Linked DNA regions of Mus musculus: region 1 is linked to region 2. A link is a loop called in an ENCODE intact Hi-C map of the cell type or tissue named here. Cell type or tissue: left cerebral cortex. All regions are shown on one strand.

Evidence for each region. A loop is a pair of places that touch in the nucleus more often than their neighbours do. Peaks named below come from ENCODE experiments on the same cell type or tissue, not always from the same donor. Only the 100,000 strongest peaks of a DNase experiment are listed, where the experiment ranks them.
Region 1: a loop joins it to region 2, with 4 times the contacts of the local background. A loop is called at or near these places in 11 of 42 quality-filtered maps.

What each region holds. Positions count from the first base shown.
Region 1 is chr1:14,307,635-14,310,134 of GRCm38, forward strand. Eya1 (EYA transcriptional coactivator and phosphatase 1) reads right to left here. Exons shown (of 18, transcript NM_001310459.1): 1 at 2,012-2,500. Among named protein-coding and RNA genes, the nearest start is that of Eya1, 1.3 kb to the right of the region's middle. In left cerebral cortex, no CTCF peak of the experiment used is centred here; DNase peaks (open chromatin) are centred at 988, 1,314 and 2,230; H3K4me3 peaks cover 2,322 bases; H3K27ac peaks cover 1,973 bases.
Region 2 is chr1:14,502,766-14,505,265 of GRCm38, forward strand. No RefSeq gene overlaps it. Among named protein-coding and RNA genes, the nearest start is that of Eya1, 190 kb to the left of the region's middle. In left cerebral cortex, no CTCF peak of the experiment used is centred here; DNase peaks (open chromatin) are centred at 1,005, 1,305, 1,538, 1,682 and 1 more place.

The DNA of each region.
Region 1 (2,500 bases), 200 kb before region 2:
AATGAGGGACTGTCTAAATTATGGGGTTCCATAGGCTTTTTTGCTTGCTAGAAGCAATCTTTATAAAATGACTAGAATTTAAAACTTTTTTCAAACTGAAAATAAATTTTCAAAGTGAAAGTAGTGAACATACATCTAAGTAGGGCTGGCAGGCAAGCTGCTTTTTTGCCCAACACAGATCAACCTGTGGGCTCCCCAATTTGAAAGACAATGGTTATTTTCTAATCAGAATGTATTGGGGGGGGGCAAAGAATGCTCCTTACGCAGGATATACATTTCTCCTCTGTCTGCATTTCCAGGTCTCTGTTGTAATATAAATCTCAAGTCTTAAAAATAAAACCTCACCCTAAAGTGAGAAAGAACTTCTACGGGGAGGTAAATGTTTGTCACATATTAACACTGCATTTTCTTATCAAAGCTTCCATAAACTAAATGCTCAAATGCTAGTGATATTATCTTAATGTAATATTCTATACAGCTTTTTTAATTATCTCCTTTAAAGAAACCGAGAAAACATAATTCTTCTGAAACCAAAAACGAACAAGTGTTTGGAACACATCATTCCTGTCTTCAGCTTTAAAAAGGAAAGGACTGTTTTCAAAATCAGCATTTATTGACAATGTTGACTGAAATACTTTTGGTTATATGATAAAAAGATTCTGTTCCTGCTGCAAGGACCTCTTTTTTTCCCATTGTATTCTTAGGAAATACATTTTCACACTCCAGTGGAAATTTTCTTTTTCAAAAAATCATTTATCATGCCTGTGAAACTCACAGAGCAGCTGACTTTATTTGGCACTTAAAAGTTGAACTGAACGGTGGCTCAATTAGACTTCTATGTCTGTCACCACAAAGAGTTTTCAAAGGCTGAAAATCCACAGCTGCTTGCTTACTTACTAAACACTTTGGGCCTTAGGAGAACTCAAGCATCGAGAAAGTCAAATATTAAATGTTTGATCATATGAAGGCATGACTATTCCTGTGTGCATGTCCCCAAACTCTAAACAGAGCGGGGGAAAGACTCTCACAAGCATAAAATAAAACCTTCTCTGAAAGACATTAGAAAGACAACTTCAAACCTATACAGCTACACACCATGATTCCCAGCTAACAAGTTTCTATACCCCTGGCCATCTTAAGAAATGAAACTTAAAAACACTTGTCTAAACTCAATGACAGTTCATAATGTATTGAATTATTGCAAACGTTATGCTTAAATGTCTTCAAAATTCCTCCCAAGAGTGTAAGCCTATGAGTTGTTAGCAATTCAAATACTGATTTTGAAGGGCCGTGCTTTACACGAATATTCAAAAGTTTCAAAATCTGGAGTTTAGCTTCCAAGTGCATTCAAATCACAAAAAGGGCCAGAGAGGGACAAATACTTTAAGGGACCAAAGGCTTATTGTATCGAATACTGAAGATGAGCCTGCTTAGTAAAGTCTTTGATAAATTTGCTTTGGAACAAAAAGGTGTCCTTCTTGAAAACATAGTTATCAGCTCGTTGTTCATCTGCTGAGTTTTCCGTTGTAAACCTTTCCTCATTTATCAACCTAGCCGTAGAAAAAGTGATCTGTGTAATAAATACCACTAAGTATACCTTTCGTACCTATACATCTATGTATGGATATAACCCTGTTCAATACCACTCAATATTCTGGGGCTAGTGCAGCAATTAAGAAAAGATATGAAATAATTCCCCCGTCTGAGAATATTACCTAGTGTTCTACTTATCTATAAAAATCAGAACAAAAGTAGTTAATTTGCAATGATCCTTTAATGATCCTAATGGCTCCGATCATTTGGAGGGTAAAGATTACAATTTTACGACGGAACCCAGCGGCTTCTAAAGTCCCAGAAACAGTGTTATTGTTTTCCCCAAGCCACAGTGCTTTTTTTCTTTGAAAACAAACCAAAACCCTAATAAAGGCTCTCCAGTTATCTCGGGCTTTGCCCACCAGACAGTAAGTAGTACTTGGTCATTACAGTTTTTCAAACACCAGCTTGTACTTACAGCGCTCACATCTGCTGCCTCCACCGGTTTAGTGTGCTCCTTGGAGTTTTCTGTGTTAGCAGACCTCCATTCCTGACATAGTTTGGCTGCTGTGCAGGAACACGGGGACCCGGGAGCTCTCAGAGGCGCTGTGACGCGGCTGGCAGCGGAGCGCAGAGGCCGGGGATTGCCCGGCTCCCGGGGACTGCGCCCGGGCGCTGCTGCAGGCTCGGGCTGTGGAGCGACTGAGCGCGATCGCCTTCCCCAGGAAGGACCCCGCCACCGCGCACCGCCACAGGAAGGCTTCCAGTCGGAAGTGGCCCTGCACACTCGCTACCTCGCCGCAAGCTCGGAGCCATCAGCTCGCCGCGGTCTGTTTGGGAACGGCTTTGCGCCCCAGCGAACGGCAGCGGCAGATAGCATCTGAGACGCCTAGACAAAGAAACAGCAAAATCTCATCCCCCGATTTGTTTGCGCAGCCTTGTAGGTCTGCCCACGAAGCCTCGGGGC
Region 2 (2,500 bases):
TTATTTCCCCACACATACTCCTGGAATTTACTTAGGTTTAATTTTGATTACAACTTTCTTACCATGCTATTTGATAGATAGCTAATTATACACACACACACACACAGACACACAGACACACAAACTTTGGTTTAAAGTTGTAAGTTCTTATAAAAAAAGCAATAGCAACAACAAAGACCCAACCCTGTTCCATTCTAAGTTCTGTTACCATAAAAAAGAAAACTAAATCTTTGAGAGCTTGAGCTCTCTTACAGTTTTAACAATCAGGACTTTTTCTTAAAAAGCATGGCTTGTGGAAGGGCACTCATTTGGACAAAATAAGCAGCAGTGCATTGACTTGCAGCACTCCTGAAGGCCAGTATCAGAGGGAGCAATAAAGATCATTTCCAAACTTTCCTGTCCTCCATGCCAAACCAGAACCCACCCAAGTGCCAAGATTAGTGCCAAAGGAGTGGTGGCAGGCAGAGAGCAAAATGACCTGTCCGATAAGCAAAGCATGTCTGGGGTGAGGCAAATTATGTTTCCAGCAGAGCACTTGTCTTCATTTCTGGACATGTTCTGGGAGGCACTCTGAAGGGCCAGTTTCCCTAATGAAAACCTAATGTGCCTGGGAGTATTAGTCCGATCTGCAGAGATTGCACGTGCTGATTGAGACTGACTGCTTTCCTTTTGTTGTCTGCTTGCTTGGCTGGGTGGTATGTTTTACTCTTGCTATCATGTGGTTGTTTTTCAAACACTAGACACATGCAATTCCTAAGCTGTCCTTTAAGGATCAGAACTGAATTCTGCTTCATGGACTCACTTCACCCAAGCATTAACAGGATACTAAAACGGTGGATTATCTGAATCACAGCTGTAACATATATAATGTATAGTGAGCTTGAACAGAGGGGGCAAATTTCATCCTCTTAGTTTGATCCCCACAAAGCATGTTGAATACTCCTGCCGTTTTAATCCTGAAATCTTTGTCCCAGATTTCTAATTGTTAATTTGCTGAAGATCCCGAAGTAAGCGCCCAACCTAAACAGACACAACACGTTAGAGACATTTTCCTCTTAAACGATCGAATCTATATTTTCAAAAGTAAAACTCAAATTACTTGACAAAGATCTAAGAGAACCACTGGTAATCGGGTAGGGTAAAATGCTGCATGGACTCTGAGCTTTTCACAAACAACAAAAAAAGTGTAATTGCTGCTCATAGCGTGTTTTAATCTTCGAAGTTATGTATGATTCCTTAAAGACTGAAGTCAGTAATTTAATGAGCCTGGGTTGCGATCCTGCAGCACTTGCATTTTGACAAGCAATCAGACTAATTTACATTTACAGAGGCAAACTGGAAGTGTTGTGTTTACCTGTGGTGTTGAATGTGGCTTTCCAGAGAGTTCAGACAGAAGGGGACATGAATACACTTTGAAAATTAATTGCATGTTAAAAGTGCTGATTAAACCGTTTGCTCCGGAAAAACGAAAAATGTATAGTGCAGGAAATACTGGGAAAGGTAGCTTGCAAGATCAGTAATAGTTGACCCATTTGAAAATTGAGATGAGAAAAAAGAGGAGGAAGAGGAGGAAGAAGAGGAGGAGGAGGGTAGGGCAGAGGGTCGCACGATGTTCTGTAGCTACGAAGGACTCGTCCTGGACCAAAGACCAAAGGACTCCAGCCGGATGCAGATAGTTAAGTGAAATTCACCTCAGACAGGAGGGTTTCCTTTGTTGATTTCTAGTCCTCTCTGTGTAAACCTAGCTTCTTGCTCAATGCTTCTCTGTTCCCTCCAAGCTAGGAGGCTGGGACTTTCTCGGTAGTCAGCAGCGCATCCCAGGGGATCAGCTCGGCCAGCAAGTCCTGATTAGCGGGCCCTGTAGCTCTTTCTGGTGGCTCTGCAATCCGAAATCAGACCCTTTTTCTCACTCTGCATTGGTTTTCTTACTACTGAGAGAGAGAGAGAGAGAGAGAGAGAGAGAGAGAGAGAGAGAGAGAGAGAGAAGAAAAGGGAAAAGAAAAAAAAGGAAAAGAAAACAAAAAATCCCAAACCCAAACTGTATAAGAAACTGGAGAACAGCTGGAGAAGTAGAAGCCCACACGTGGTTCTGTAAATTGGGTGGGAGGGGGAGGGGGCGGGGGGAGGGGAGAGAAGTGAAAGTAGGAATGAGGATAGTCTGAGCCTTCCTTATTTTTCCTTTCTAGTATATATTGTTTTAGCTCTTTCCAGCCCCGCTTGTCTGATAAAAGTGGAAACTAGATGACAGTGGTTTCAACACACGGTGTTAAACGTAGCAGCAGCAGCACACTGGAAATGTTTGTGGGATACTTCGGAGGCATCTCAAAGAGAGATGCTGTTGGCAAGGCTGTTCCGATGCGGGAGATAGTTCCCCCAAAGAGATATGAACAGCGCCTTTGTCTAAACTCAAGATTAAAAGATGTGTCTACTTCCTCAAACAGGATATTCGAATTTCATTCATTAATAGTGACTCTCTTCTCTTAAGAAGTAGAGAAAATGA